Regions from separate parts of the Homo sapiens genome. Here regions 2 and 3 are each linked to region 1. A link is a loop called in an ENCODE intact Hi-C map of the cell type or tissue named here. Cell type or tissue: chondrocyte. All regions are shown on one strand.

Region 1 (8,000 bases):
AATGAGGTTTATAATGCATGATCCTGTAGTTTATGTTTAAGAAGATCACACACAATGATATGAACACCTATGAGCATTTAGTTATGCATAAGCAGGCACGTGTACACACACACATATGCACACACATGAACATGTCAGCAGTGAACCCTTCCAAGAAGGTTGCCCCCGAACCCGGCCTTCTCCAGGCCCAGGGGCTCTTGGGCTGTGTCTGCAGCCAGCACTCTACTGAGCACGGACACGGCCTCGCCAGTGGCCCCTCTCCTACAGCTCCGCGCGCCCAGAGACGGGCAAAAACCACCCACCTCCAGACCACCGAGTGGGGAATAAAACCATTCTCCGCACGGCTTTCTCGCACTGTGCTCAGCACGGCAGCAACATGGGAGACTGATGAGTTTCCACAGATGCCGGCGGCAAGATCAGCCGCAATCCAATCCTCCCGAGTGTGCAGTGGGAGGGACCCCCAGCTGGCCCCGTCCGTCCACTGCCAGCCTGGCCCTCGGCAGGGACTGGCTCGGCCCTTGCAGGGAGGCCTGGGAGGCTGGGACTCCTGTGCCCAGCAAGGCTGTGATGAGCCACCTTGTGTCTGGAAGTCACCTCCATTTCCAGTCCTTTTATATTCTAACTTTTACAGTTGTCAGAGACACAGCAGATGAGAATCCCATTACGGTGAGTGTGGGTTTTATTTAGATTCTGTGTCACACAAGAAATGATAGTAAATGATGATAAAAGAGTTGGTTATTTTTAACGCCTTTTCATTTCCACCCCTCCCAGCAGCCATTCACACCTACCTGGCCTTGCAAACAGCGTCTGCTGGAGGGTCAGGGAGAGGCAGGCTGAGGGACACCTGCCATGTGGGGCTGGCACTGCGATGCCCCTGCGCTCTGTCTGCCTGCACACCTCATCAGGGCCATAAAAACAATGCACCCAGGAAGTGGGCTAGGGAAGCCCCTGGGGCCCCTAGACAAAGCCCAGCACCCCTCCACACGCAGTCTGAGACTCAGGGAGAAATGAGCAGCCAGCTCCAAGCTCGGAGCCTGGCGGCCGGGGCAGCCCCATGCCAAGACTGGGTGCAGGGGTGCAGGCACAGCTGGCCGTAAGCATTGAGAACACAGAGCTGCCGAACTCCCTCCTCCTTCCACACACACCGCGTGCAGTGAGTTCCTCCTCCACCGTTAGACACTCAGAATGGAGCCCGGTGCAGCCTCGAGCCCTCACCAAGAACAGCCTTGCTGCTCTGGGAAACCTCAAGGGCATCTACCAAGCCCTCACCCAACCCATCATGGACCATCCACAGCCCTAGCTCTATGCCTCTGGGACAGAATGGCTGTACGCATTCAGCAAATATTTTTGATGGAGTCTTAGGGCCGGGAACTGTGCTGTGTCTCCTAAGAAGTTCTCTATCCATTTCTTAAAAAATAAACTGATCCATCTAACAGATAGACGAACACTCTGCATTGGCTGCTAATCTTGTAAAGACAGCATCAATTAATGATGACTGCGCGGAGCCATAACCATTCATACACCATCAATTGCCTTCACGGAGCTGAGCATGCCCCTTGTTACGGGCCACATGGGTTTGCAGGAGGACGCCTCATTTCCGAAAGAGCCAGCTAACTAAATCAATGGAAGTTGAATCCGTTGACTCAATCAACAGTCTGCCCTCCGAGCAGCTGCTCAAAGACAGGCACGCCACAGCGGTTCTGAAAGCGCTTCTGGAATCGAGGCCCGGGTACACCGTGCCGCGGCCGCTGGACGCAAAGTTCTCAATATTAACCTGCAAAAGAGGCTTTTGCACAGCACGTTCAAGCCGTCGAATGCACTCCCCTGCCACCAAAAGGATTTACCGAGATAGAGTTGAACCTCAAACCCACATTTAAAGGAAAGAGGCACTGGGTTCTCCCTCCCATTCAGAAAGGATCGGGCCGAATGATTTCCCGGCTTTCTCATGTCCCTTTGGGTGCCAAAGCCCAGAAACCTCTCTGCCGCTGTGGCCTGCCTGGGTGGCCCAGGCTTGCCGCATTCCTTCCTCTTTGAAGTATTTTCCTATCCTTCTGTTTACATTAAGCTTCCACACCAAAGCCTGCTCATCTGTGCTGGAGTGCTGGAGTCCAAGTGACTCAAGACTTCCAGAAAAATATTGTAAAGTCTTTGGAAGAGGGAGGTGGAAAATATTTTTATACTTCTCGCCGTTTCCTTAACTCCGTATTTGGAGGCCAAACATGATGATGGAGATAAAGTGCTGGCTTCCCTCTCGCGTCTCCGTGACACACGTCGTCTGCACCCTAAGGAAGCGGCCGGCTCTTCCATCAGGGTCCTGGGATTCCCGCCCTCGTCCCCCACTTTAACTACACCCCATGCAGACACAGCACGTGCACACACCAGGCAGTTCAGAAGAAAGGACGGCTCTCCCCTCCCAGAGGAGGGTCAGCGTGTCCTAAGGATGACAAGGCAAGAAGAGCAGCTGCCCAGGCCCCAGTGCCGGACCCCACGCTGCGGCCCTGCTTTCTTCCTGGGCCTGTGGCTGCCCAGCCAGGCCTGGTGCGGTGGGCAGGACCTGTTCTCACAAAGCTGGGACATACCGAGGCTGCAATTATGGACCGCAATTTGCCTCTCTCTCGGTTCACAGCCCTATTCATCTCCACAAACACTGGAAGACCAGAGTGGCCAGGGGGGGACGGATTAGCCACGGGGTGGCCTCTATCTCCACACAAAAGGAGAAGTGTGGAAAAACGGCTCCCTGGGTCCCCCATTCTTCACCCCTGAAGAAAACAGATTCATGAAAATGGCTATTTAAACAGCTCTTTCCCACTCAGGCCCAGACAACAAGTCACAATTGTCCACCCGCCTGCCTTGTTCCCTCCCTCCTGCTGGACAGCGGCTGCTGGGAGGAGAGTGGCCCCAGGCCGAGCCCATCAGCCAGGAACCAGAGTCGGCCACCCCCCTCCCTGCACCTCTCACTGCTGGTCCCCCAGGCCTCCCCTGGGGCTCCTGATGCCAAGGGGCCAAAAGGCCGTCTCAGCAAGGACAGGGAGGCTGCCCAAGTCCTGACCTTCCAGACAGACAGGCAGCAGGGCTCAACCCAGGGTGGTGAAGGCCACCGCTTCCGGACAGGGAGACAGGACTTCAGGAGTCCTGGAGGGCTGCGCAAACACTGGGACCCGCAATCGCTCCTCCAAAGGTACCTGTGCCCTCAGCGTACAGCTGACCCCATCCTCATCCCACCTTCCTATGACTGCGCCGTCTTCCACAACACCGACACACGTGTGTCTGCTTCAAGGTAAACATGGAGATCTCTGTGAAGGGCTAAATCCACAAAAAGTACTCCACTAAGCGAGGCCTGCTCCACACCTAGACCCTCCCATCTGGGAGACAGAAACTCTTTCTTCTTGGCCAAAAAACAGAGTCCTTTAGACCTGGAGCCTCAGGGGGACAGCAGAGCCCCCGGAGGCACCTGCACTGGGGCAGCGCCGCAGGGCGAGGCAGAAAGGAAGCCCTTGTCACAGGCCGGCCACATGGCCAGGAGCTTCTCCCGTTACTAACTCACAGCTTCAAAGTCAGTGGAACTTCACTTCATCACAGAGTGTCAGGATGCAGCTGGGCACCTGGACCTCAGAGAAACACTGAAATTTTCACATACACGCCCTTTCCGCAAGCCAATCCCCCAGAGACTTCGAGATCAGCCAGAGAGGCAGAGAACTTGCAGCGCGAACACAAACAGGCCCAGCAGAGCAGGGACCCCTTTGCCAGGTACCTGGAATGCACCAGGGGTGGCTCCCACAGTCCTGACACGCGACACCAGCAGAGGACAGCCCTCGCGGGCTTGCCTGGACCCAATGACTCCTCAGCAGGAAGGATGGCCTCCCCAGCCCCAAGTGCTACTGCCCTATGGCAGAACCACCCACTCCTGAAGTGGGTCAGCAAGGCAGCAGGAAGAAGTTGGGCCTCCCACCTGGGGAAGGGTCCCCGCAAGCCCGGGCTGGCAGGCCAAGCCCGCAGCAGAGTCCTGGGGTAGCCTACTCTCCCTTCAGACCTGGCCCTCCTCTGTACTAGGTGCCCACATCCAAAAGCAAGGGAGGGAAGTGGACACCAGGCCCGTGGAGGTCACAGGGTCTCGGGCCGGGCTCCTGCACCTACCTGCTTCCCCAGGCCTCCGGCGGCTCATTAATTAGTCAGGAAAGCAGCTGAATGTTGCAAGCCCTTCCTCTGCAGGAACCCAGAACTAATGAGAACCCAGCGCCTTACCAGCCACACAGGCGCCCTCCGGTGCTCAGCCTTCCCAGCGGACCAAGGGGAGCACCAGGCGGAGCTGGCCCAGCCTGTGTGCCAGAGCACTAGTAACCATGAGCAGGGGTGCCCGGGGGGAGGCCAACGCCTCAGTTGCCCCCAGTCTGATATGACAGGCCAGGCTGATCCCGGGGTGCACCGGGAGCCCTGCAAAGGGAGCCTGGCCCTGAAACCAGGAAGTTTCCAGGAGTGTGTCTGGGGTGCCTGGAGCCGACCGACCGCCCATCAGGGGAGGTGTGGCCCTGCCCCCAACCCCCAGTAAGATGCTTCCCAGTACAAAGGGCCTCTCCAGCCACGAGGGTCCAACCGTTATCCTGGGCGCCTCAATAGTCCCAGACTGCCCTGCAGTCCAGCAAAGACCAAGAGAGCAGGGGCAGAACTTGGCGCGGGGACCTGCGCACCCCGGTGACCAAGCCCCTGCTTCCCAAACCTATGGGTCTCTGGAAGGCGGCTTGGGCCCTGGGGAACAGGTGCGCAGGCCGGTTTCCCGACGTCCGCGGGTCCCAGCCCGGCGCCCACCCTGGCGGGTCCCAGCTCCGCTCCCGCCCCAGCCCGGCCGGCCACCGTGGAGCGCTGGTGCCATCTACCGAGGGCCCGGCGGCGTGCGGGCGGGCGCCGCTGCCACCGAGCCCAGTGGGGCAGGGGATGGGAACGGCAGCCTCGGCTTGGGCTGGGGATCCGGGGCGGCGCCAGAGGCACCGAGAACGCAGCGCGCCCCGACCCCGCGCCCTGCCGGTGAGCCCCGATGGGCGCGGGGCAGCGAGATCCGCGGGGGGTCGGGCTCCTGGTAGGGTCGCGCCGCCGGCCGCTCCGGGCCCGCAGTGGCGCTCCACGAGCCTCAGCCGAGCGCGGCGGCAGCGGAACGTGCTGGAAGCCGGGTCGGGCGCCGGAGCCGCCGCGAGCCGGGCAGAGCGCGGAGGACCGGTCCGCGCGCCCGGGGACAATTACCTTCTTTGAGGAACTGCGCGTGGATCACTAGGACGAGGAAGCAGCAGAGCGCGGCCCCTGCCAGTGCCCAGAGCGCCTTCAGGAGCTGCATCGCGGAGTCCCAACTCGGCCGACGCCCCCGAAGTCGCGCAGCGAAGGTCCAGGCGCCGCATCAGCGCCCCGCCGGGTGCAGCCTCCGCGGCCGCCCGCTCGCGCCCTCCATCCGCCGCCAACGCCGCGCTCCGCCGCGACTGGAGGCGCCACTCCGGGAGGCGATTTGTGTCTTTCTGGGCAGGGGGGAGGGGAGCGGGCGGGGGGAGGGGGGCGCCGCGGAGGGGGCGGGCGGGGGCGGGGAGGTTAGCAGAAAGTCTCGGGCCGCGGCGGCCGCCGCTCCGACCACTCGGCCACCATCGCTGGCTGCGGGGCGCCGGGGGGCGGCCGCCGCGGCCCCATGAATCAGCCCCGCCGCCGCCCCCGGAGCCGCACCGCCAGCAGGGCCCGGACGGCGGGCCGCGGATTGCGCAACGGCCGGGCGGCGCGGGGGGGGGGGGGGTCCGGCGCGGCCCCGGCCCCCTCCTCCGCCTGTCGGCCCCCACCGCCCGCTGCTCGGCGTCGCCTTCCTCCTCCTCCTCTTCCTCCGCCGCCGCCGCCTCCTCCGCCGCCCGCGCTCGCTCCGGCCCGGGGCTCAGGGGGCCGCCGCGCCGCCGCCGCCACCGCCGCCGCGGCGGGCCAGGCTCGGGGCCGGGGCTGCGCGCCGGGCGCGGGGCTGCCGCACCATCGCCGCCGCCGGGGTCCGCGCGGCCCGGCCGAGCCCGCGGCGATCGAACTTGCGCGGCCCGGGGCTGGCGGGCCGGTCCCCACCGGACGGTGCCGGCCTCTGCGCTCCCAGCAGCCCGCGCCTCCGCCGCCGCGGCCGGGACTAGGTCCGGGCCCACCGCGCCCCTGGGCTGCCCACGCTGGGCCGCCGCTGCCGGTGTCGGTGCCGGTGCCGGTGGCTGCCGCGCCTACAGGTGGGGCCGGCGACGCTGCGCGCCTCGCCGCCCGCGGGACGCCGCTGCTCCGGCCTGGAGGCGCGCGCCCGCCCGCTCGGCTCGGCGCCGGCTCCTCGGGGGAGGCGGCGGGAGGGGGAGCGCGGCGCAGTCGCTGCCGGCCCAGGTGGCCGGGCCCGCGCAGCCTCGGACTCCGGCCCGCGCCCGCCGCCGTCTGCGCTCCTCCCGGCCGCGGAGCCGCGGATGCGCACTGGGCCGCGAGGGACCCCGGGGACCCCGCCCTGCAGCGCCCCCGCCTGGCGCGCCGGCGGGTCAGGTGGGGCCGGCCCAGCCGAAAACTGCGGGTCGGGCTCCACCTAGGTGCGCAGGGGCCTCACTGCAGAGCCGGCCCTGCTGGCGCGGGAGACCGGACGCGGGGCCTCGAGTGGCGCCCAGCCTCCCTCGCACCCAAGGCCCCAGGAGAGACAGGGAAACCCCAGGCCCAGGTACCGCCCCAGCCGGGCCCGACCAGCGGCTGGGAGGGCTCGGAGGAGGCTGGTCCCGCGGCTTCTGAAAACGGCACATCTGCCTGGAAACACACACAAACACACTCACACCTGCCCCTACTGTGTACCACCCTCCAGCCAGCTGCCCTGCACCCAAGAGCGTGGGCGCACTGTTAATGCCCACGTTCCGTTCCAGAGGAAACAAACGGATGCCTCCCTGCACTGCCTCCCTTCCCGCCTCTAGGAAGAAAGGGTCTTTGTTTTAGGCCACTTTTGCTCCCCAACCCCGCTCCCCAGAGCAGGGGGCACAGGTGTCCTCGTCAGGGGTTCGCCCCAGAGCCCAGTACCAAGACCAGTGTGGTGGGCCTCAAGGTATTTTTGCCTGAATTGAATTTGAAATTCAATTTCAAATGACCAGAAAAGAGCAGTGGGCAGGAATCGGGGCCTAAGCTTCCTGGGACCCTGAACCTCTCTCCTGACCTGTGCAGGGTGGGGGCAGTGCTGGTGCCCGCGGTGCATGTGGTTCACATGAAGGCTGTCTCCTCCTTGCACCAGTATTGACGTGCCAGGAAGGGAAAGAGGCCTGGCCCTGAAGGGCTCTTGGAGGTCAGATAGATCAAGGCAATCAGTATGCATCTGGGGAAACTGAGGCTTATAGAGGCATGGTGACTGGTCTAACATCAACTAAAAAGTCAAGGGCAGAGTCAGGACCAGCCACTAAGCTTGATGCTGTCTGCCTGACCTGGCTCGCGGTGCCCAGCAGCCGGCCAGGGGAGAGGCCATCCACGAAGCAGTTCTTCACCTCTGGCTCATCACCCTCCACCTGCCCCCGAAAACATCCAGGAGAGACAAGAATGTCCCATCCAACTCCTCTCACCTAAAGGAGTGGCCCCAGCCTCACACCAGCCAAGCAACTAAGCAGCTGTGGATCTGCCCTGGGAGGGACTAGCCATTCTCTCTGCTCAGGCAATCCCCTTCAAAACCCCATTTCCTATAAGCACCCCACTGTTTCCTGCTCTCCACCCCTAGACATTCTCTAGGAAAGATCTAAGGTAGCAGCTCCTCAGGAACCCACCCTGCCTGGCTCGCAGAGCCTGACCTCCAGCAAGGTCGTTGGCCTTCATCCCTCACCTGGCACAGGGCTCCCCAGTCAGAGGACTCGGGGGTCTTCTGGGTGCTTATCACATGTGCTCACCCCTGGCCCCCAAAGGGACCTCAATCAGGAGAGAGAGCCTGCCCTTGACACTCACTGTGTCCCCAATCAGGTGCATATCATTTGAAATTCTGAAAATAGAAAAGTGTGCTACGTTCACCA
Region 2 (8,000 bases), 730 kb before region 1:
GGGCTCTGGGGCTGGATTTCCGGTTCCTGGACATGGTCCCCATCTCCCCGTGGGTGGGACTCGTTACCTTATGGCCTCTGACTTCTGCTGCGGACCATGAGAAGGGTGGCAAATGTGTGATTCTTTTGTTTTTTTCCTTTATTGAGACGGGGTCTCACTGTCGCCCAGGCTGGAGTGGAGTGGCACAATCACAGCTCACTGCAGCGTTGGCCTTTCAGGCTCAGGTGATCCTCCTGCTTCAGCCTCCCAAGTAGCTGAAACTACATGCACGCACCACCACGCCCACCTAATTATTGTATTTTTGCTAGAAACCGGGTCTTACTTTGTTGCTCGGCTGGTCTGGAACTCCTGGGATCCTGGGCTCAAGTGATCCTCCCGCCTCGGCCTCCAAAAGTGCTGGGATTACAGGCGTGAGCCACTGTGCTGGTCCATTTTTCCTTTCTGCCCCCCTTACCTGTGTTTTTTTTTTTTCCCCATCCCAAAGTGTGCACTCCTTGTTATACCCATATTATTTAGGAATTCCTGGGGGAAAGCGTAAGACCCGCCCCTCCCCAGCCCCTCAGCATCCAGGGCTGTCCTGAGACCTTCTGCGCCTTGCCCGCTGCAGCTCCAAGTATCAGCTTCTGCTACCGATTCTGTGGCTGCCTCTCTTCCGCCTTCTCCTTGGGGGATCCGGTGGCCGCGATGCTTGAGCTCCCTGTCTTCCCTTCCACGTCCATCCTCTTCCACGTCCGTCCTCTTCCACCCCACTCCTGTGACTCCTGCTTCGTCGGCCTCTGCCTCCAGGTGTGCACAGCCAGGCCCGGCACGTCCTCACCTTTACACACAGAGTTTTCATTTTGATATGTGTTGACTTTGAAAGTCATTTCCCCTGAGAAGGTTCTTTCCAGGTGCCCCCTCACTGCCCTCAGGAGCCCTGTCTGGTTTTGTTTTCTCTTCCCACTGTGGCTGGTGTGTTTCTTTCATGCCTCTTGTCTGGGGTTTCCTCTTGCTCATCGGGTGGGTGGCAGGTCTGTCCCCTGGGGGCCTCCTCCCCTCCCCATCTTCACCCTCAGCCTCAGATGGCACGTGACCTCCCCTCCTGCCCCTTCCCTGGGGCTTCTGGGGGCCAGATGTCAAGACACAGTCCCAGGTCTGGTGTAGGCTGCACCCTTGGGGGCCACAGGGCCCTGGCACCCTCAGCTACCTCCTGGTCTGAGGGCTGCCTTCAGAGTCCCACCTCAGCCCACCTTGCAGGGGTGCCCAGGACCTGAGCCCTCTCTGGACCCAAAGCTCACCAGGCCCAGCAACTCCCTGCTCCCCAGAAGCCAGGGGAGACCCCAGACGGCACAGAGGCCGGTGCTCTCAGCGTGCTCCCGCCCAGCCCCCTCTGCTGAGCCTGGTGTCCTGGTGGACACAGGGCTGAGCCCTCCTCTCCCTGCCTTGCCGCTGTGTCACATCATCGTCCCCTGCTATGTGGGGCCCTAGCTGAGTCAGGGAGGGGCCGGCTCTGCCCCAGCCCAGGGCTGCCCGGAGCCAGGGTCCTCGTGGTGCTATGCAGGGAGCGCTGCTCCAGGAGGGACGAAGGGGCCAGTTGGGGTCGTTCCAATTCCCGGTCCCTTCCCTGAGCTAACAAGGCGCTTGAAACGGCCCCCTTGGCCCTGGCCTCACTGCCGCTCTGCCAGGACGCATTTTATTTCTGACCCAGAGCACAGCCCCAAGTCCCTGAACAAAAATCTTCAGTTGTGCCAAGTTGATCTTTTATTGTTGCTATTAAACATTTATTAAATACTCTGTGCAGAGCTGGAGCCGGGGAGAGCAGTGATGCGGGATGAGCCAGGCCCAGGCAGTGCAGGCTGTGCCCGGGGCTCCTCCTCACAGGGGCTCACAGCAGCCCTGGCCTCACGTCTGCAGGGGTTCGAGTCTGCCGGGGGTGGGCAGAAAGAGGGGCTTCGGGGGCCCCGAGCAGAGGGAGAGGCAAGAGTGGAGGGCGGGAGACGCTGCAGGGTCGGGGTTCTGGCTTGGCAGTGAGGATGGAAGGAGAAACCACAGGGGTCTTGGCATGTGGGGGGTGGGGCCGGCCCAGCTGTGGGTGCTCCGGGGAGGCACAGGTGCACCCAGGCACACCGAAGGCTGCTGGGTCAGTGTGGGTGATTTTTTTTTTTTTTAAATAGGCTTTTTCTCTTGGAATAATTTTAGATTTACAGAAAGTTTGCAGAGTCCCCGCAGCCCTCAGGCAGCTTCCCCGATGCTCACGTCTCACCTTTCACCGCTGGACAGTCGGCAAACCAGAACAGGGATGTGGGCATCACAGGAGCGGAATTCCAGGCGTTGGGTTTCACAGGCACTTCCACTCATGCTCTATAGAGAGACTTTCAAAAAGAAAGTGAAGTTTAAAACCCCTCGATGTAGGTACAGACCCGCTGGTGCCCGGGAGCCACCACCTGGGAGCGAGCGCTGGACATCACCCCGCCTCCCTCCTGCCTAATCCCCAGAGGGGCTGTGGGTCCTGCCACCCCTGCTGCCTCATTCTGACCCTCCTGTGCCTCCTGCCGCCCCTGCTGCCTCATTCTGACCCTCCTGTGCCTCCTGCCGCCCCTGCTGCCTCATTCTGACCCTCCTGTGCCTCCTGCCCCTGAGGCCTCGTGGCCTTGTCCGTCTTCCTGGCCTCTGCATCTGCTAAGCCTGTGACCTCCCAAAACCCACTCCCAGTGGCACCAGGGCTGCTCTGCAAAAGCTGCCCATGCCTTGCTAACTCCACCACGGTGGCTCCTTCATTAGGAATGAAGTCCATCAGCTCCAAGGGTCACTCTTTATTGAGCGCTGTCTGTACACCTGGCAGTATCCCCAGGAAGGTGCTGTGTATTTCACACAGCCCCTGTGGCAGAGCCAGGGGGCTCTGCATCTTCTTATCAAGTCCCAGAGTGGTCACACAACTTGCCAGGTCACGTGGTAACAAGAGGGTCCAGCTCAGAGCCTGGGCTCCCTCTTTCTGATCCTGCCCCTTTCTCAGCCACCACTTCCCTTTCCACTGGTGCTGAGCCCTCCTCTGGACTGACAGGTCCCGATTCCTCCATCAGAGGCAGCCAGGTCCTCCCCCACCTCACCTGGGGTTGTCCAGCACCATCAATGCCTCACAGCCTCAGCTGGGCGTCACCTCCTCCAGGAAGCCTTCCCTAGGCCCATCTATTGGGGCCCAACTCCATCTGTGCCTGAGACTCAGAGAAGCTGCTGCAGCCCTGGGGTGGGACACAGGATGCAGGGGTGGCCACGGGCCCACGACGGGCCCACGACGGGCCCACGGGCATGCGGATGCAGACCCGGCCTCCTCAGCTCCTGCAGGTGGGCCCTGGGATCCCTTGAGTCCACTGCCCGTGTCCACCCCAGGCCAGACCCAGGGTGGGACCCCGGCGGCAGAGGCGGCAGCAGCCACCAGGGGGCACTGTTGGCCAGCGCTGGCTGAGCTGGCAGCTTCGGAGTGGCCGGACCAGCTCCATGGGGTTCATTTGCTGAGAGCGGCTGCAGCCCCTGGCTGAGGGGGCAGAGGGGCCAAGGAGTGAGGAGCTTCCAGAATCGCACTGGGCTGGGGCTCTCTGGGCTGCAAACGGTGTCAGGGGGCTGGCTGGCCGGCAGGCTCACCCGGATTCTCAGGCCCTCCCCAGGTCCTGCTGTCTTCTGCAAACAGGGCCTGGAGGCACCTCCCGGGCTCCTGCAGTGGGGACCTGGGTGCCGAGAGCCCTGCTGTCCGAGGGGCAGAAGACATGAGAGCTGGACACCAGGCCTTGCTGCAACGCCTCAGCAAGCCCAGGATGGGCAGCTGCGTGATGAGGTCCCCTGCCCTGCCCTGTGCTGCTTTTTTTTTGAGACGGAGTCTTGGTCTTTCGCCCAGGCCGGACTGCAGTGGCGCTATTTCGGCTCACTGCAAGCTCCGCCTCCCGGGTTCACACCATTCTCCTGCCTCAGCCTCCTAAGTAGCTGGGATTACACCTGTGCTGGTTTTATGGAACCGGCCTTCTTGGGGTCCCTTGGGAGCTGCGTGCAGAGGTGAGACTGGGCTGCACTGCCTGGGCCTCGGGTCATTCTGCAGCCACAGCCCAGGGAGGTTGCTCGGGGTGGGCACTGTGCTGTCTGTGCCCAGGATGGGCTTACTGTTTCCACTTGGGTAGCAATGTTCCCCTCCACCGCTGATGGCCTGGAGCAATGTCCCCTCCACCGCTGAGGGCCTGTGATGGGGGTGGGGGTTCTGCTTTTCCTTCTATACTAAGCAGAATTTTCTGGTTTCCCTACAATGAATCTGCACAGTGTGGTGATTGGGTTGAAGTGCTGCCTGTGGCCGGGAGGCAGGGCTGGGCTCTGGGGTCTCCTCTCCTAGCTCTGCCCCTCCAGCCTGTGCTTTGCTGGGAGCTCCACCCTGCTGGGCCTCGTTTCCCCCAACACCGTCCACTTTTCCTTGGGCATCTTGGCTTCATGCTGTCTCGCACAGCCCTTCGTCCACCCAAGCCGCATCTCCCACAGCCCCTAGTTGGTGTTGTCTCCGTCCCTCCAGGTCCTAACCCCTGCCCCCGAGATGGGTGGATTGGCAGAGCCCAGCGTCCCTCCACCCTCCTGTGGCATGGCCAGGTCGGGGTCTCTCCCTGTCCCTGTCCAGGCCTGCATTCCCTCAGCCCACTTCACCTAGGGCTGCAACAGTGATGTTCAGGCCCATCTTCGGCCCCTGTCCTGTCCACACAGCACAGTGACCTCTGTGCCACACCCTGTGTACCCCAGGGTGCACCGCATCCCCGCCCTCCACAGACAGCCGTCCGCAGCCTGGCACAAAGCCGTGGGAGGACACTCACCGTGGCAGCGTTGACCCTTCTTGGGGCCAGCCTGGGCCTGGCGGGCAGGAGGACACATGGGCTGCAGGGAGAGGCCATTGCCTCTCCCTTGGGTGTCTGGGACCGTGTGTGCCTGTGTGCACCTGTGTGCTTGCCTGTGTGCGTGACTGTGTGCACCTGTGTGCGTGGCTGTGCACATTCTCCTCTCCTTCCTGGTGGATTCCAGGCCTCATGAAGCTGCACCCATGCCTCTGCCCTGGGCCCCTCTTCCCATCTCCTCCCTCTCTGCCCCAGGTCCTGGCACACAACTCAGGTCTCTCCAGCAGACCCTGGAGCAGGGGAACAGCTGCTCCCCACGGTGCCCCATGTACTGGAGAGCCTGAGGTCAGGGCTGAGCCCTCCCCTTCCTCACTGCCACCTCCCGGCACCGCCACCCACGCTCACCCCACCTCCCGTGGACCCTGTCTCCTGCCCACTTCAGTCCAGCAGCTTCTTGCGCTGCATTTTTCAGTGAAGCCGTTGCATCTGGCCTGGCTAGACCCTCAGACTTCCATTTCTCCCAAAGGTGGAGGTAATTAATTGCTTGTTCCACCCAGCCTGACTCTTCCCTAATTGCCTGGAGGAGTGATGAGCTTCCCAGGGGACTTCTGTGCCTCTGGGAGGCCCTCCCCAGGGTCGGTGGCTCAGTCATCTCATTCCCTTCACGTCCATTCCCGCTGTGGACAGACAGCACCTAACGAGGCCGCCACCCTGCAGCCCCCAGGCCCGGCAAGCCCCGCCTGCCCATTTCCACCATCCTCCAGGAGAGAGCAAATGGCCTCCAATCTACAGATAGTCACTCTTCATTCACTGCGTTTCCCTCCAGAAACAGACCTCTCAGATGCGCGGGGATCACAAATCCCAGCCCGCTCTGCCTTCCAAGCTGGGCTTCCTTTCCTGGGGTTTTACAATTACATGTTTCGCATGAGCTGGTCTGTGGCAGCTTTTACCTCTGTCTGTGGGGGCAAAGTGCTCCCTGCTTCACGGTCCTTACAGGAAACACGCGTGGGTCTCCCATGTGCTGGACAGTAAACACATGTGGGTCTTCCCTGTGCCGGACGGTAAACACGCGTGGGTTTCCCGTGTGCCTGACGGTAAAGATGCATGGGCCTCCTGTGTGCCGGATGGTAAACAGGCCCCGTGTGGGTCTCCTGTGTGCCGGACAGTAAACACACGTGGGTCTTCCCTGTGCCGGACAGTAAACACACGTGGGTCTCCCCTGTGCCGGACAGTAAACACGCGTGGGTCTCCCTGTGCCGGACAGTAAACACGCGTGGGTCTCCCCTGTGCCGGACAGTAAACACGCGTGGGTCTCCCTGTGCCAAACGGTAAACACGCGTGGGTCTCTCGTGTGCCGAACAGTAAACACGCGTGGGTCTCCCCTGTGCCCGACAGTAAACACGCGTGGGTCTCCCGTGTGCCGGATGATAAACACGCATGGGTGTCCTGTGTGCTGGACAGATGCTTCCATGCTTCCTGGTTTTATTCTCAAAACAACCTCAGGAGAAAGACATTATCTTCACTTTGCAGGTGATAAGCAGGAGCCCAGGGAAGGCAGATGGTTTCCCAGGAAAGAGGAAGACGAAAGACCCAGCCCAGGGTCTCTGAATCTGAGGCCTTGGAGCTGCCCGCTCCTCCCAGCTGACGGACTTCTGAAGACCCTGGAGGGTGTTCGTGCGCTTCCAGCCAAAGCGCGGAGAGGCCCAGCTCAGCGCTCGCCATGAGGACGAGCCTGCAGACTCCGGCCCCAAACCTCCCCTTGCCCTTGCAGTGCTGCAGCCTGGGGCAGCCGTGATGACGGGGCGCTTTCTGGGCCTCAGCACCAGCCACCTCCTGGGCAGGGGTTGTCTCCCCACAGCGGGGCAGAGGCCGCCCTCTGCAAGGTACACCTGGCCCAGGGGTTCTCGGAGCCCTGCTGCTCGCTGCTAAGGCAAAGCTGCAGGCGCCGCCCCCTCCTCCAGAGGTGACCCCGCGCTGGTGTCCTGAGCTGAAGTCTTTCCCACCTCCGGGCCTTGCCAGTGGGGTCTCTGTCTGCAACGCCCGCCGGCCCCGCCACGGGGAGAATTCATGTGTACTTTGCCCGCACCCACGCGTCCCTTGTATGATGTGGGCTCTCATGGAAGCCCGTGGAGATGCCGGGGGCCCAGTCTGAGCCTCGAGGGCCTTTTCACTTCCCCAGCGACGCCTGCCTGGCCTGTCCCTTTCCATGGACATTAGGCAGCCCCACGGGGAGGACCTGTTGGCCGACCTGGTCAGGCCGGGCCGTGTGCAGCGTGGCTGGTGAGGACGGTGGAGGAGGCTCCTGGAGTCATACCGTCCGGGGAGACCCTGCCATGGCCCCCTCATGGGACAGTGTCCTGGACCCACAGGCACAATTAGGGGAGTTTCCTGAGAAGTGGGAGAGTTTGGAAGCACATGTGTGAACAGAAGCAGCTTCGGGAAGAGCCTGCCTGCAGCCTCACCGAGGGGATCTGCGCTCTCTTTGCATACCTGGGCAGGTCTGAGCCTGGGTGGGCGTTTGGGTACCTGGCTGGCCACATCACACCTGAACTGGGGGTTCGAGGGTATCACACACAGGGCTCTGGGCCCTCCCTGCCTCAATCAGAGCTACCCCACTTCTTTCACACCCCAGGATTGTCACAGGGACTTTGAGGAGACGGTCCCAAGGTGAAGAAGGAGAAACCAGGGTTCAGTCAATGCATCCCACGGGTCAGGCGGAACTAGGGGGTACAGGCGAGCACCACAGTGGGCAAAGCAAGACCGCAGGCCTGGGCCCTCCCTCCCGGCCCACGCTGCCTGCCCTGCCCTCCCCAGCCCCCTCAGTCATCTGGGAGTCACCCCTCGGGCTGTAGGTGGGGGGACGGGACGGCCTTCTGGGGTTTCTGTGGACACGGTGGGCACCAACCATTGCCCTCTTCTGTGAGGTCACCGTCACCGTGATATTCAGGGAGGGGTTTTTCCGAATCTTTCCCTCTTCTGTGGGCTCTGCACAAGCCTTGTGTAATCGCCTCCACGTGGGCTCCTCTGGTGCAGGTTCTCACAACAAGATACAAAGAAACTCCTGTTTTGGGAAGAGGCGTCTTCCTGTGTGGGTTTATCAGTATGATGCAGTCAGGTCACTGCCCTATTGACAACGTACACACACAGTTAGCACACACACAGCAC
Region 3 (8,000 bases), 1.1 Mb before region 1:
AGAGCTTGCAGCACTGGCTCTCCCAGGCTTCTGGTTCCCCTGGCTGGCTGGCTCCCCCGGGTGTCCGGCTCTCTCGGGTGTCCGGCTCTCCCGGGTGTCCGGCTCTCCCGGGTGTCCGGCTCTCCCGGGTGTCCGGCTCTCTCGGGTGTCCAGCTTGCCAGCTGCAGATGGTGAGCTCTCAGCTTCCTAACTGTGGGAGCCAATTTTTAAAAATAAACCTCTCTCTGTGCACGACCCCCTGGCTCTGTTCCTCTGGAGAACTCTGACTAACACAGCCAACATCTGGAGAGAAAGCAGGGCCTCCTCACCCTGAACCAGGTTGGTGTATACTTTTCTTTTGAAGGTTTAAACTTACTTTCCCTTATAAGGGTCCATTTTACATGATTCTTCAACAAATTCAACAGAAAACAAATCAGCTTCTGAGCAGCCCCTGTTCTGTGCCCCGGGCAGAGGAAACAGATGTTACAGGGTGAGTGGAGGTGGAGAGGAGCCCCCCACCCAGGGGGAAGCCCCTCACGACTTGTGGCTGTGGGAAGCGGGGAAGGAGGTGGGGAACTTCCTCAGAACAATGGTTCACGGGGCCGGGGAAACCTCTCGGGGTGAAGCAGGACCTCCTCCAACTCAGTTGTTGCCTCTGATAGCCGAGCTCTGTTTGATGTTTCAGAATTACTGAGATGCTAGAAGTGGATTCAGACAAGTCTGTGTTTTCTCTGCTCTGGTTCCTGTGAGGTGTCCCTTCCCCTGGGGTCTCAGTGACTGTCTCCACTGCGTCTCCAGTTAACGGAGGGATGGAGACCCCTATTCCAAACATGCAGTCCCCATGGCCACTTCCGAATTGCCGGGTCAGAGCTCACAGACAGCTATCGGTTCCCAGGAGGGAGCGCTGACTCCAGAGCCGGGGCTGCCACAGGCCTCCCACGAGGGCTGGGACCACTCCCAGCTTCCCCACACCTGCCCTGCAGAACACTTGCCCTGCAGAGGCTGCCTCAGACATCTTCTCCTTTTCCTCCGAAGAACTCACTCTCTCTCTAAACGGGCACTGGGAGCCACCGTGAGAGGGGCTGAAGTCGGCTTTGGGCAGGCGTCCCCTTGGCACCGCGGGGATGGGTACCAGCAGGGCCTGGGAGGACTGGGCTGGGGAAATGCTGGACAAAATTGAAAGGAAAGGACCGGATGGCCGATGGGCTGCGGGCAGGGAGCTGGAGTCTCATGGTGGCTGCGGTTTCTTGTTCCAGGGTGGAAGGCAGCGGTGCCTCCTGAGAGCTGGCCTGAGCTTGGCGTGAGAGGGCTGGCTCAGGCCTGGGACCAAGGCTACCTGGAGAGTGCGTCCTGCGCTGGGGCTTACAGAGGCTCTTACACACTCTGCTGAGCCACCAGATGTCCAGCCAGTCAGTGAGGAGGAACAGCTGGACCGACCGCGGCCATCAAGCCTTTACTCACTACGGTGGTGGCCACAGACCAGAGGCAGAGGGAGGCACTGGCTTCCGTGTCCCATTCACCCCACGGAGGGGACGGGTGAGGGTTGGCCGGGTGCAGTGCAGATGTGGGGATCGCCTCAAGAGGAGGAGCCCCCAGCAAGAGGCTCCTGGCAGAGCTGGGCACAGTGGCGGCTCACGTCTGCAATCCCAGCACTTGGAGAAGTCAGGCAGGAGGATCGCTGGAGGCCACGAGTTTGAGGTCAGCCTGGGCAACACAGCAAGACACTGCCTCTAAAAACAGTCTGGGGCCAGGGACAGGAAGGGCATGAGGGGAGGAAGGTGGCTCAGCTGCCACCCCCACCCCGCTAAGGAGGCCTCTGGATGTCGGTGCCTGGCCTAGGACTCTAGACGTGAGTGGGAGCTGGCCTTCTGGTGCTGGGGTGGCCGCTGGGCCCGGGACTGCAGCTCCCTGCAGACGCCGTGATGCGCTGGCTGCAGAAGACTGGTGCGGGGAGGGTAGCTTCCCCGAGGCCTGCCGGGCAAAGCCTCATCAGGCCTGTGGTTGGGGCCAGATTCTAATCAGGAACCAACTCATTAAATCTTCACAAAAGCCCAGTGCTGAGTTTCCACGCTGCAGACTGGGGTGGACTTGAGGGTTAATGCAGGTGGCCTAGCACCAGCGTCCAAGACGCTGACTTCCCCTGGTCCAGCCTGTCCAGCCGCTGTGGGCATCGGGTTGGTGGGACGCAGGTGGTGGGTGTGAGGGTCCGTCACTCTGAGTCATGCTGCCCCTTCTTGCTGAGTTGAACTCTACGCTGTGTGTTTCTTGCATCCCTCCCTCCCCTAGGAGCTGGGTTATCGTAGATCCTGGAATCTCTTACTTAGATCTTTGCCTGAAGTCTTCTTTTTTTCATGAGGGCAGCTGCACTGCACCCACACCATCATCAGAGGACCCCCTCGTCTCCTGGCCCCAGGGGCCACCACTTCGTCTATGGCTGGCCAGGGAAGGTGCCTCATCTTCCTGCCCACAGCAGGGCCAACTGGGGAGTCTGCATGAAGCTGGCTGCGGGGAACAGCGTCTTCCTCATGGCTGTGGGTAGGAGGGTTCAGGGGCCTGACCTGACTCAAAGAGAAGCAGGTTCATGGGGGCTGGGGGGCATGGTAGTGATAGTGGTGGGCAGAGGGGGAGACAGAGCGAGAGGAGAGACAGAAAGAGAGAGAGATCTGATAACGTCACATAAGCTCCTGGATCCAGCCATTCCTGAAGCCTCCGAGCCACCTAGCATTGGGTCCATCCACCCTGGGCTTCCCCTTCAGCTTAACCTTGGTTTCAGACACTAGCAACTTAGGCCCATTCCTAATTCTCCATTTTCAGCTTCCTCATGACATTTATACCACAGACAAAAGCAAATAAACAGATGGAACGCCAAACCCAGCCAATAAACCTTTTGTTTAAGCTCATTCTGAACCAGGAACCCATGCTCCTCATACCCTGCTGTGTCCTTGGTTTTCTCCAGGATGGTGCTCTGGGGATAAAACCAGACGACCCACCTGACACGCGGAGTTGCAGGGGGTCAGGTGACACGGCGGCTGAGCTCCGAGCCCAGATGACACCCTCACAGCCGAGCTCTGCCGTGCCCGTCCTTCGTGCACCCAGCCCATCCCTTCGGCTGCGTGTGACCCCAGGACCCGGGTTCCGGTTTTCAGGTGTTATTTCTGGTCAGTGGTTTGGATCCCTCCCAGGAGGGCCTGGGTGGCCAAGGCAGCGGGAGGTGCCCTGCGGTGGCACAGCGGCACTGTCTCCACTCGCTGTTCAGGTCTGGGACACACAGTGCTGTTGCTCAGCTGGAGACGGGGCATCCCAGTGACGGTCACCTTGCAAGGACAGGAGAGACCCCTGCCCAATGTTCGATTCAGATGTCAAGACTGAAGATGCCACACACACACCAGGAGGGTGAGAACGTCCCATCCCTTACACCACTGAGGTTTCCAGGGGAGCAGGAGCCCCCCGCCGCGCCCCATCCGAGCTGGTCCAAAGGCCAGGGTTTATCGTGATTGGGGTGGGGCCGGGGCGGGGGTTCCCCGGGATGCCAGGGGCTTCTGTGCTTCGAATCTTCTACAGGCACTAAAGTGAGGCCTGGCCGGTGTGGGGCCCAGGGAGGAGGGAGAGGGGAGGCATCAAAGCCATCAGCAGCCAGTCCTCAGACAGTGGAGTGAAATCCTCCCGACCCTCCCTCAGCCAGGCGGTTTCCAGTCCCACAAAATCCCCCGATAAATCAGGACCTTTGACTGGGACAGACCAGGGAGGCGCGGGGACCACCCGGCCGGGCTCCCGGGCGATTCTCAGGGGCTGGCCGGCCCGCGTGTCTCTGCACACCGGCTCATTCTGCAGACAGCGCCGAGTGCCGCTGTGCAGGGAGACGCTCGGCTGCGCGCGGTCCGGGCACAGTTCTCGGGGAGTCCAGAGGAGGGAGCACGAGCTCCAGGGATGAGCATCGGGGCCGGACTCAGCCGTCCGTGGCTATGGCTGGAGCGGCTGGTGTGAGGCTGTGGGACCGGCCAGGGGTGGGGTGGCCGGGGCTGTATGGAGCAGGGCCACCCATGCCCGGGTCCCGCGTGCGACTTGGGAGGCCACCCTCCCTCCCCGCTGCGAGGTGGGGAACACCGGGCGGGCTCCTGGCTCCCGTGGAGAGGGAGAGACCGCGGTTTCGCCCTGGAACGGGGCCGGCGGTCGGCAGGTGCAGGGCACGGACTCCCGTCATTTCTGACGGTCTCAACTCCCGCTTCTCCTTCTCCAAAATGCCCTGCATGTTTTTCTGTTCTGGAGTTCCTCTGGAAAATGCTGGTTCTGTTTATGTCCAAGTCTCCTTTTTCCTGGTCACCGGGGTCCCGAGGTTGCGGCGCCTGACGACATGCGTGTTGCAGAAGCTGCTCTGTGGGGACAGTGACCAACGGCGTTGCCACAGTGACCCGGCCATGATGCTTCAGGACAGGACGCACGGGGCAAACGCCTGGGCACCGGGGACGGGGCAGCGCCCTCAGGCAGGGTGTCCACGGGGTGCCCCAGGGCTGCCGGAACAAAGACCCCAGTACTGCGGGGCTTAAAACAACAGAAACGTGTTGTCCTCCATTCTGGAGGCCGGGAGTCTGACTTCAGGGTGTGGGCAGGGCCGCCTTCCCTGCGGTTTCCGGGAGAAGCTCCTTCCTGCCTCCTCTTCCGGCTTCCTGCCTCTTCCGGCTTCCTGCCTCTTCCGGCTTCCCGCCCCGGTGTCCCCAGGTGTCCTCAGCAGCCGCTGCATCGCTCCGGTCTCTGCATCTGTCTGCACAAGGCCATCTTCCCGGGCACCTGTTTCCTTTCTGTGTCCCCTCCGCTTCCTATATGGACACGAGTCATAGGACTGAGGGCCTACCCTGCTCCTGTGTGACCTCATCTAAACTTAATCACTCATATCTGCCAAGAATCTATGTCCAGCTACAGTCACAGTCTGAGGTTCTGGATGAACATTTTGGAAACTATTCAACCCACTGCATTACCCAGCTGTGGCTATATATATATATATACATATACATATTTATTTTTTAGTGACAGGGTCTCGCGGTGTTGCCCAGGCTGGAGGGCAGTGGCTCTTCACAGACACAGTCACCGTGTGCTACAGCTTCCAACTCCTGGGCTCGAACCATCCTCCTTTGTCAGCCCCATGAGTACTGGGGAGCACAGGTGTGGGGCACTGTGTCCGGCTGTGGTGACAGATGGAGCCCCCGACACAGGTTTGTAACTCAAGGCACTGACATCCAACCTGAAGGGCAAGAGCAGGGCAGCGAAAGTGCTGCAGACGGAGGCCGCTTCAAGCCTGGACACCTGCGGGAGAGAAACCCCCAGGAGCCAGGATCACCGAACACCCAAAGACGTCCCGCTCTGAAAAGAGGCTGCCGCCTCAATAAACAGGAGGAGTCACAGCTGAGAAACCAGAGGTAATCAAAGTAGTCAGAACTTCACAGTGAGTCCATTCAAAATTCAATCTTCAGAGAGATGAAGACAGATATCATTCATAAAACAAGAACAGAGTATTAGGAACAAGAACAACTGGCTAGACAAAGAACATAGTAGAAATTGTTTATTATGTATTTATTTTTGAGACAGGGTCTCACTCTGTTGCCCAGGCTGGAATGCAGTGGTGTGACCACGGCTCACTGCAGCCTCCACCTCCTGGAGTTAAGTGATTCTCCTGCCTCAGCTTCCTGAACAGCTGGAACCACAGGTGCATGCCACCACACCTGGTTAGTTTTTTCTTTTCTTTTTTTTTTTTTTGAGATGGAGTTTCACCTTGTTGTTCAGGCTGGAATGCAATGGCACGATCTCGGCTCACCACAACCTCCACATCCCAGGTTCAAGCAATTCTCCTTCTTCAGCCTACTGAGTAGCTGGGACTACAGGCATGCACCACCACGTGCGGCTAATTTTGTATTTTTAGTAGAGACTGGGTTTTCCGTGTTGGTCAGGCTGGTCTCGAACTCCCGACCTCAGGTGATCTGCCTGCCTTGGCCTTCCAAAGTGCTGGGATTACAGGTGTGAGCCACCACACCTGCCCCTTACTTTTTTTTGTACAGATGGGGTCACACTGTGTTGCCCAGGTTGGCCTCAAACTCCTGGGCTCAATGATTCTCCTGCCTCAGCCTCCCAAAGCATTGGGATTACAGGTATGAGTCACTGCGCATGGCCAAAATATTAAAAACAAAACATAATTTAAGTTAGAAGCTCACATGTGGCTAGAGGACCAGTGTCAGTGAAAGAGCATTTGTTCAATGTTGGAAAAATTAATAATGAAAAGACAAATAATTTAGTTGCAGTTCAAGATCCTTTAAGACAGCACTGGGTCTGGTTGCTGACACTTGTTTAGATTTGCACATCTGCTCATGAGGGCTGGCCCCATAGCCACCTTTCCTTTGGTCAGGTTTTGGCACCAAGATTACGCTGGCATCATTGTGCCAGCAGTGTGTGTTGGGCTTATTTCTTTCTTGAATGTTTGAAAAATTTCACCAGGGAACTCACCTGGCCTGGAGACTTTCTGTGAGAAAGTTTTAGGTTGAAGGTTCATTTTCTTTCTTCTTTCTTTCTTTCTCTCTTTCTTTCTTTCTTTCTTTCTTTCTTTCTTTCTTTCTTTCTTTCTTTCTTTCTTTTTTCTTTCTTTCCTTTCTTTCTTTCTTCCTTTCTTCCTTTCTTTCTTCCTTTCCCTTCCTTCCTTCCTTCCTTCCTTCCTTCCTTTCTTCTTTCTCTCTCTCTTTCTTTCCTTCTTTCCTTCTCTCTCTCTCTCTCTCAATGCAGTTTCACTCTTGTCGCCCAGGCTGGAGTGTGCCATGGTCTCGGCTCACTGCAACCACCACCTCCTGGGTTCAAGCGATTCTCCTGCCTCAACCTCCTGAGTAGCTGGGATTAAAAGCACCCGCCACCACGCCAGGCTAATTTTTGTATTTTTAGTAGAGACGGGGTTTCACCATGTTGGCCAGGCTAGTCTTGAACTCCTGACCTCAAGTGACCTGCCTGTCTTGGCCTCCCAAAGTGCTGGGATTACAGGTGTGCTCCACCAAACCTAGCCTGAAGGTTCATTTTCTTTAACAGACAAAAGATCATTGAGATGTTCTGTTTCTCTTGTATCACTTTTGTACATTTTCTCTATATTTGTTTTGCCATCTAAATTTTCAAATTTATTGGTTAATCAGTTAGCTTTTGTTGTGTAACAAACCAGCTGAAAATAAAAACTTAAAAAGGAAAGCAATAAGCACTCACGTAGCTCAGGACTCCGAGGGCCGGCACTTTGGGTGGGTGAGCCAGGCAGCTCTGTGGCCCCCGTGGCAGCGAGGCATCTCTGCTTCTGGGAGTCTCCAGTTAATTTTGGCAGAGCTGGGGGATTGAGCCCTTAGTTCTCCACCCGGGAGTCCAGTTGGGGCTTCTTTGCACAGCGGCCCTGGGGTCCCAGGATGTGCAAGCAGAGGCTCTGGGTCCCCTGGAGTTCAGGCTGGGAGCCCCCCGGGGGCACGTCTGACCTGGTGCCCCAGCAAGTGACCCACCCAGATTCACAGAGAGGAAATAGATAGACTCTGCATCTTGGTGGCAGGTCTCCCTCACATGGCCTCAGGTTGCCCACAAGCCCCGCTTGCTTCCTTTGGGGCCGTTGGCTCTCCTTCCGATGTGGGTACTCAGTGCATTGTCTTCATGTGAGTGGGCGACCATCAGAGGGACTTTAAAAAACTGGACACTTGGCCGGGCGCAGTGTCTCACACCTGTAATTCCAGCACTTTGGGAGGCTGAGGCAGGCAGATCATGAGGTCAAGAGATCGAGACCATCCTGGCCAACACGGTGAAACCCTGTTTCTACTAAAAATACAAAAAAATTGGCCAAGCATGGTGGCACGCACCTGCAATCCCAGCTACTCGGCAGGCTGAGGCAGGAGAATCACTTGAACCTGGGAGGCAGAGGTTGCAGTGAGCCAAGATTGAGCCACTGCACTCCAGCCTGGTGACAGAGTGAGACTGCATCTCAAAAAAAAAAAAAAAGACACTTGAGCATACCTCTGCCACAAAGA

Evidence for each region. A loop is a pair of places that touch in the nucleus more often than their neighbours do. Peaks named below come from ENCODE experiments on the same cell type or tissue, not always from the same donor. Only the 100,000 strongest peaks of a DNase experiment are listed, where the experiment ranks them.
Region 2: it touches region 1 in a loop (7-fold over the local background); 52 of 110 quality-filtered maps call a loop at or near these places.
Region 3: it touches region 1 in a loop (4-fold over the local background); 5 of 110 quality-filtered maps call a loop at or near these places.

Annotation. Positions count from the first base shown.
Region 1 is chr22:48,573,804-48,581,803 of GRCh38, reverse strand. The region is part of intron 1 of TAFA5 (TAFA chemokine like family member 5); the gene reads right to left. LOC124900480 (a long non-coding RNA gene) reads right to left here and starts at 4,764. Exons shown (of 2, transcript XR_007068144.1): 1 at 4,135-4,764. RefSeq lists an enhancer at 4,152-4,658. In chondrocyte, CTCF peaks have their summits at 4,662, 4,866 (motif pointing left) and 6,569; DNase peaks (open chromatin) are centred at 343 and 453.
Region 2 is chr22:49,300,764-49,308,763 of GRCh38, reverse strand. No RefSeq gene overlaps it. Among named protein-coding and RNA genes, the nearest start is that of MIR3667, 240 kb to the left of the region's middle. RefSeq lists enhancers at 3,792-4,485, 6,775-7,336. In chondrocyte, CTCF peaks have their summits at 3,172 and 3,401 (motif pointing right); DNase peaks (open chromatin) are centred at 1,903, 3,543, 4,863, 6,823 and 3 weaker places.
Region 3 is chr22:49,720,901-49,728,900 of GRCh38, reverse strand. LOC124905146 (a long non-coding RNA gene) reads left to right here. Exons shown (of 2, transcript XR_007068152.1): 1 at 1-5,390. Among named protein-coding and RNA genes, the nearest start is that of MIR3667HG, 67 kb to the right of the region's middle. RefSeq lists enhancers at 3,554-4,284, 4,285-5,015. In chondrocyte, CTCF peaks have their summits at 3,689 and 3,891; DNase peaks (open chromatin) are centred at 1,400, 1,880, 3,700, 4,400 and 3 weaker places.